Regions from separate parts of the Mus musculus genome. Here region 1 is linked to region 2. A link is a loop called in an ENCODE intact Hi-C map of the cell type or tissue named here. Cell type or tissue: left cerebral cortex. All regions are shown on one strand.

Region 1 (4,000 bases), 390 kb before region 2:
TAAGCTCTCTTCAGGTTCTTTTTGAAGGCACTTAGAGCTATGAGTTTTCCTCCTATCACTGCTTTCATTGTGTCCCATAAGTTTTGATATTATGTGTCTTCATTTCGATTAATTTCTAAAAAGCCTTCAATTTCTTTGTTTCTTCCTTAACCAAGTTATCATTGAGTAGAGCATTGTTCAGCTTCTATATGTACATGTGCTTTCCATTGTTTTGGTGGTATTTAAGACCAGCCTTAGTCCATGGTGATCTGACAGGATGTATGGAATTATTTCAATTTTCTTGTATCTGTTGAGGCCTGTTTTGTGACCAATTATGTGGTCAATTTTGGAGAAGGTACCATGAGGTGCTGAGAAGAAGGTATATCCTTTTGTTTTAGAATGAAATGTTCTGTAAATATGTTAGAGCCATTTGGTTCATAACATCTGTTAGTTTCACTGTGTCTGTTTAGTTTGTGTTTCCTTGATTGCTGAGAATGGGGAGTTGAACTCTTCCACTATTATTGTGTGGGGTGTGTTGTGTGCTTTGAGCTTTAGTAAAGTTTCTTTTATGAATGTGGGTGTTCTTGCATTTGGAGCATGGCTGTACAGAATTGAGAGTTCATCCTTGTAGGTTTTACCTTAGATAAGTACAAAGTGTCCCTCCTTATCTTTTTTGATAACTTTATGTTGATAGTCAATTTTATTTCGATTTTAGAATTGTTGCTTCAGCTTGTTTCTTGGGACCATTTACTTGGAAAATTGTTTTCCAGACGTTTACTCTAAAGTAGTGTCTGTCTTTGTCCCTGAGGCACGTTTCTTGTATGCAGCAAAGTGTTGGGTTCTCCCCTTACATAACCAGTATGTTAGTCTATGTCTTTTTATTGGGGAATTGATTCCATTAATATTAAGAGATGTTAAGGAAAAGTAATTGTTGCTTCCTGTTATTTTTGTTGTTAGAGGTGGAATTATGTGTATGTGGCTGTCTCCTCTTAGGTTTGTTGAAGGATTACTTTCTTGCCTTTTTTAGGGCGTAATTTCCATCCTTGTGTTGGAGATTTCCCTTTATTATCCTTTGAAGGGCTAGATTTGTGGAAAGATATTGTGTAAATTTGGTTTTGTAATGAAATACCTTGGTTTCTCCATTTATGGTAATTGAGAGTTTTGAGAGATATTTTGCCTTGGCTGTCATTTGTGTTCTCTTAGGGTCTGTATAATATCTGTCCAGGATCTTCTGGCTTTCACAGTCTCTGGTGAGAAATCTGGTGTAATTCTGGTAGGTCTACTTTTATATGCTACTTGACCCTTTTCCCTTACTGCTTTTAATATTCTTAATTTGTTTTGTGCATTTGGTTATTTTTATTATTATGTGACGGGAGGGATTTCTTTTCTGGTCCAATCTTATTTGGTCCAATCTGTAGGCTTCTTGTATGTTCATGGGCATCTCTTTCTTTAGGTTAGGGAAGTTTTCTTTTATAATTTTGTTGAAGATATTTACTGTCCCTTTAAGTTGGGAATCTTTGCTCTCTTCTGTACCTATTATCCTTAGGTTTCATCTTCTGATTGTATCCTGGATTTTCTGGATGTATTGGTTTAGCAGATTTTTGCTTTTTGCATTTTCTTTGCCTATTGTGTCAATATTTTCTATGGTATCTACTGCATATGAGATTCTCTCTTCTATTTCTTGTATTCTGTTGGTGATGCTTGCATCTATGACTCCTGATTGCTTTCCTAGGTTTTCTAACTCCAGGGTTGTCTCCCTTTGTGATTTCTTTATTGTATCTATATCCATTTTTAGATCTTGGATGGTTTTGTTCATTTCCTTCACTTTTTTGATTGTGTTTTCCTGTAATTCTTTAAGGGATTTTTGTGTTTCCTCTTCAAGGGCTTCTAGCTGTTTACCTGTGCTCCCCTGTATTTCTTTAAGGGAGTTACTTATGTCCTTAAAGTCCTTTATCACCATCATGAGAAGTGATGTTAGATCTGAATCTTGGTTTTCCGTGTGATAGTGTATTCATGACTTGCTATGGTGGGAGAATTGACTTCTGATGATGCCAAGTAACTTTGATTTCTGTTGTTTATGTTCTTATGCTTGCCTCCTACCATCTGATTATCTCTAGTGCTGCCTGCCTTTGCTATATCTGACTGGAGACTGTCATTCCTGTGATGCTGGTTGTGTCAGAACTCCTCAGAGTTCATCTATCTCTGTGATCCTGTGATTCTGGGATCTTGTGATCCTGAGATCATGGGTGTGTCAGAGCTCCTGGAAGTCAAGCTCTCTCTGTGACCCTGAGATCTTGGTGTGACCAAGCTCCTGGGATCCTGGGATCCTGTCAACCTGGTCTTGTTAGAATGCCTAGGAGTAGGTCTTCCTCTGGGTGTTGTGGGACTAATTGCAGAGTGTGTGTCTCTGTAACTCCTTCCATGGGGATTTTATTCCCCATTCTAAGAAGGAGTGAAGTATCCACACTTTGGTCTTCCTTCTTCTTGAATTTCATAAGTTTTGCAAATTGTATCTTGGATATTCTAAGTTTCTGGGCTAATATCCACTTATCAGTGAGAGCATATCAAGTGATTCTTTTGTGATTGGGTTACCTCACTCAGGATGATATCCTCCAGATCCATCCATTTGCCTTAGAATTTCATAAATTTATTGTTTTTAATAGCTGAGTAGTACCCCATTGTGTAAATGTACCACATTTTCTCTATCTATTCTTCTGTTCAGGGACATCTGAGTTCTTTCCAGCTTCTGGCTATTGTAAATAAGGCTGCTATGAACACATTGGAGCATATGTCCTTATTACATGTTGGAACATCTTCTGGGTATATGCCCAGTAGAGGTATTGCTGGATCTTCAGGTAGTATTATGTCCAACTTTCCGAGGAACCACGAGAGTGATTTCTAGAGTGGTTATACTAGCTTGCAATACCACCAGCAATGGAGGAGTGGTTTTATGTGGAGAGAACCCTTAATTTTTAATGTAGATATTTAGTGATAAACTTTCTTCTTAAGACTGCCTTCCTTTTGTCCCATAGATTTTGAAATGTCTTTACATTTTCATTCAATTCTAATATATTTTAAGGTTTATTTTTATAAGATTAACTTATTTTTAATTTTATGTATGAGTGTTTTGTCTGTAGATATGTATGTGCACCATGTGCATGCCTGGTACACATAAAAGGCTGAATGGAATAATGGCAACAGAGGCTATGGCAGTTATGGGCTGTCATGTGGATGCTAGCAAGCAAACTCACTTTCTTTTCAAGAGCAGGAAGTACACATGACCTCTGTGCCATCTTTCTGACCCTTCTAGGAATTTTGAAAATTACTTTCATGGCTTCATCCTTAGCACAATTATCATTTGTGTTTTTTAATTTCTATGCATTTTTATACTTTCTGTCATTTCTTTGCCGGTTCATATCTAGCTCTATTTTGTTGTGGTCAGGTAGAATACAGGATGTGATTTTAGTTTTCCAATATCTGTTGAGTATTGCTTCGTGTACTAGTATGCGGTCTATTAGGGAGAACATTCCATAGACTTCTGAGAATAATGTGTATATTTTGGTGTTTGCATGAAATGTTCTGTAGATTTCCGTTAGGTTTGTTTGATTTTCTTCTTTTTTATGTACGTTAGTTCCAGCCTATCTCTGCTTAGTTTATTTCTGGGTGACTTATCTATTGCTGGTAGTCAGGTATTGAAGTCACCCACTGTCACTATGCTGTGGTGAATCCTTGGTTTTAGTTTTAAGAGTGATTTGTTTATTAATTTGTGTATCCATGTATTTGGTGCGTATATTTTTCTGATAGTAATCACTTGTTGATAGAGTTTTTCTATAAGGAGCATGAAGTATCCATTTTACATCTCTCACTAGTTTTCTCAAATATTTCAATAGCTACATCTGCTTATTTTTCAGTTTCATTTGCTTGGAATGCATTTTAAAAGTCCCTTTATCTTAAGAAGGTGTCTTTCATGGTGAGTCATATTTCTTGAAGATAAGAAACAGATGAACCCTCTGTCTTTTTA
Region 2 (4,000 bases):
CACTAATTTTCTTTTGGATGAAAAGATAACCAGGTTTTCTGCACTGCCAATTCACTTACTTCCAAATTTCCTTTGTTGTAATGAAGCATTTTTAATTTCATGAACTATCGTTAGTTGATTGTGTGTCTAGAGTTCTATTTAGAAACACCTTACCATACCCACGTGTTGAAGCACATGCTGTACTTTTTTTTTTTTTCTCTAGCAGTTTCAGTCTGTCAGATGTTTTGTTTTAGGGCTTTGATTCATTTTGAGTTGAGGATTTTACAAGATGGTAAATTAGAATCTAATCTCATTTTTTGGCATACAGAAAATCAATTTTCTCAGCAACACTTGTTTGAGATCCTGGCTATTCTTCAGTGTGCATTCTCCTACTCTTTGTCAAAAATTAGATGACTGTGATCATTCGGACTTACATCTGGGTACTCAGTTATATTCCATTGATCTGTCTATATATTTTTGGATGATTACCACATTCTTCTTCCATGGCTCTGCATATGATTTGAAATCAGGTTTACTAATGCATATTGAAGTGCTTTTATTCTTTAGAATGTCTTCTGCCATATTTTGTTTGTTTTGCTTTCTTATGATTTTTTTCTAGTCTAAGCAATATGGCACTGGGATTTTTTTATATTGATATTTATTTTAAAATAAAAAATAAATTTATGCTGTGTTTACATAGTTTCCACCACTCTCTTTCTGCAACTTTCCCTTATCTCTTCCACTACAGTTTCCCACATATCTTCATCTACATTTCATTACCTCTTTTATCTCTTCTTCAACTAGTGTGTGTGTGTTTGTATATGTGTGTGCTCAAGCAGATACAACACATTCTTCTATGCATATGCATACCAAAGCCCACTATGTTGAAGTCTCTGTTTTGTTCTGCCACCTGAAGTCATGTTGATATGAGTGGCCTGCACTACCATCTCAGGCCATGTTCATGTTCTTGACCTCTGCTGAAGCAGAAGGCCATGTTGATGTCTGTGGTGTGTACTGCCACAGGAGACCAGGCTGAGCTCCACAGAATACGTTAATGCCATAGATCGTGTGGATGGCTGTGGTCCATGCTCTTGCAAGAAACCACATGGAAATCCATGATTCATGCTCCCGCTCACTGTAAAGGGCAAGGAAATTACATTTGCCATGGTATTTATGACTGCAGACTCACAATTGAGGAAAAAGGAGAGAGAAGGTATCTGTGATAACCTCTACTTTCCTGTTCCCCCTCCCAAAATGTAGCAGCCTAGAAAGAAAGCCATCAAAGAAAAATCTTAAAAATTGTGGTAAGGATGCTGAAATGTAGCCTTCCACAATTGATAGCCTGTGGCAAGGATGTGGGTAGAGAAGAATTATTTTCTTTAAGGCACTGGTAGTTTGACCATGCTCTGGGAGCGTATGGGCAACACAAATTGGACTCTTGCTCCCTCTCTCCCTCCCTCTTCCCCTATATTCATTCATTTCCCCTGTTCTTCTTGGGGGTTGGGAGGGGGTGGAGAGCCAAGGGTAGGAAGGACCTGAGAGGACTGGGAAGTTAGTGTGATAGGGGTTCATAATGTGAAACTCCCAAATTATTAATACAAGTAGTATATTTTAAAAAAAAAAGTAAACTGCAGTTCTGAGCAGAAAGAATGGCTTGTGCTGCTGTTTGCCTCAAGTCTTTGCATTTGCTCTGCAATGTCCCCACCTGGTGGCCACTCAGAATCATTTATCATTTCCAACAAAACTTCTAAAAGGAAATACTTTTCTCACAGTTTCATGCTTTATTCTAGCAATGTTCACTGTCCTCTCTGATGATCTGTGAAGTATCATGCACTCAACCCATGTGTAGCACCTGTTACATAATTCATTAATTAATTTTAACACACATTTTCAGTATTTTAAGAGGTTCTTGTGTTTTATGTATGCTTATGTGTGTATATTTTTGTGAATACCATATAAATTCATGTTCCTGGGGGGGGGTCAGAGGCATAGGTAATCTCTGTACTGAATTACGTTAGTACTGAGAACTGGACTCTGGTGCTCCACAAGAGCAACAATCACTCTTAAACACCTTGTCATATTTCCATACTGGAATAGGCTTATTTTCTAAGTATCTACTCTGGAGCAAATGCAGGGTTAAAGGTGAAGATAAGTGGGTAATAAAGGCCAGGTGACAATCTCCATAAAGACAAACAACCCAATCAAAAAATGGGTAATAGAATTAAACAGAGATTTCACAACAGAGGAATCTCAAAGGGCTGAGAAGCACTTAAAGAAATGTTCAAAGTCTTTAGCAATCAGGAAAATTCAAACCGAAACAATCTTGAGATTCCACCTTACACCAATCAGAATGGCTAAGACCAAAAACTCTGGTGACAGCAGATGCTGGTAAGAATGTGGAGAAAGAGGAACACTCCTCCATTTTCTGGTGGGATTGCAAATTGGTACAACTGCTCTGGAAATCAGTCTGGCAGTTTCTCAGAAAATTGGAAATAGATTTACCTGAAGACCCAGCAATACCACTCCTGGGAATATACCCAAAAGATGTTCCACCATACAATAGGGCAACATGCTCCACTGTGTTTATAGAGGCCTTTTCTCTGATAGTCAGAAGCTGGAAACAACCGTGATGTCCCTCAACTGAAGAATAGATACAGAAAATGTATACAATGGAATACTACTTAGCTATTAAGAAGGAGGATATCATGAGTTTTGCCGGCAAATGGATGGAACTAGAAAATATAATGAGTGAGTAACTTAGTCAAAGAAGGACATGCATGGTATATACTCACTAATAAATGGGTACGTACTGGCTAATTTTGTGTCAACTTGACACAGGCTGGAGTTATCACAGAGAAAAGAGATTCAGTTGGGGAAAGGCCTCCATGAGATCCAACTGTAAGGCATTTTCTCAATTAGTGATCAAGGGGGAAAGACCCCTTGTGGGTGGGACCATCTCTGGGCTGGTAGTCTTGGTTCTATAAGAGAGCAGGCTGAGCAAGCCAGAGGAAGCAAGCCAGTAAGGAACATCCCTCCACGGGCTCTGCATCAGCTCCTGCTTCCTGACCTGCATGAGTTCCAGTCCTGATTTCCTTGGTAATTTCCAGCAGTATGGAAGTGTAAGCCTAATAAACCCTTTCCTCCCCAACTTGCTTCTTGGTCATGATGTTTGTGCAGGAATAGAAACCCTGACTAAGACAAATTGGTACCAGCATAGTGGGGTATTCCTGTGATAACCTGACCATGTTTTGGGGAGGACTGTGGAAGGACTTTGGAACTTTGGGCTAGAAGATCCATTCAGTGTTGAGAGCTCTGTCAGAAGTTGTGTAGGAGCTTGGAAGATAATGTTGAGAACAGTGCAGAAGATGGAGGCCTGGCTTGTGAAATTTCAGAGGGAAAATTAAAGATTCTTTTCAAGGCCATTGCTATTTTGGATTGTGAAGATTCTGTGGTTCTGGTTAGCTGGGGCTGAGGAATCAGCTGTGATTAACAAGACACCAGAACTACTAAAGCAAAATTTTTGGATTACTGGGACTTTTGATGCTGGTTAGCTGGAGCTAAGAAATTAGAGGTGATTAAGAAGAGACCAGCATCATTGAGGTGACATCTTCTGGGAAGTGTTTTCTGAGAGCACAGAGGCTGTGTTCCAGAGATAACCAAGGTTGCACCTTGTGCTTCGGTTGGACTTGGTAATGTGTAAGAGTCAACCAGGTGGTACTAGTTTTGAAGGCATGAAGGGGTCACACAGAGCAGCTGAGGCTCTGCAGTGTGAGAGGCCATGGAAGGCCATTGGTGAAGGTGCAGCCTCAATTGAAGTTGATGGCCCAGGACTGAAGAGGTCATGCATTATTTTGGAGATGCCAGTACCATGAGATGCCCACAAAGAACAGCAGCAGCAGTGGAGTACAGGCAGCTGGAGCCTAGAAGACAAGATGTGTGCTACAAAGGGCTTGGCTGGAGAAGTGACCCAAGCCCTTGGAGGAGCCCAGAAGATCATGAGTTGGATCCCAGACATTGGACA

The links. Peaks named below come from ENCODE experiments on the same cell type or tissue, not always from the same donor. Only the 100,000 strongest peaks of a DNase experiment are listed, where the experiment ranks them.
Region 1: it touches region 2 in a loop (4-fold over the local background); 9 of 42 quality-filtered maps call a loop at or near these places.

The regions. Positions count from the first base shown.
Region 1 is chrX:96,489,395-96,493,394 of GRCm38, forward strand. All of the region lies in intron 10 of Heph (hephaestin), which reads left to right. Among named protein-coding and RNA genes, the nearest start is that of Heph, 36 kb to the left of the region's middle. In left cerebral cortex, no CTCF peak of the experiment used is centred here; a DNase peak (open chromatin) is centred at 2,187.
Region 2 is chrX:96,877,248-96,881,247 of GRCm38, forward strand. No RefSeq gene overlaps it. Among named protein-coding and RNA genes, the nearest start is that of Gm39527, 88 kb to the right of the region's middle. In left cerebral cortex, a CTCF peak has its summit at 1,691 (motif pointing left); a DNase peak (open chromatin) is centred at 1,681.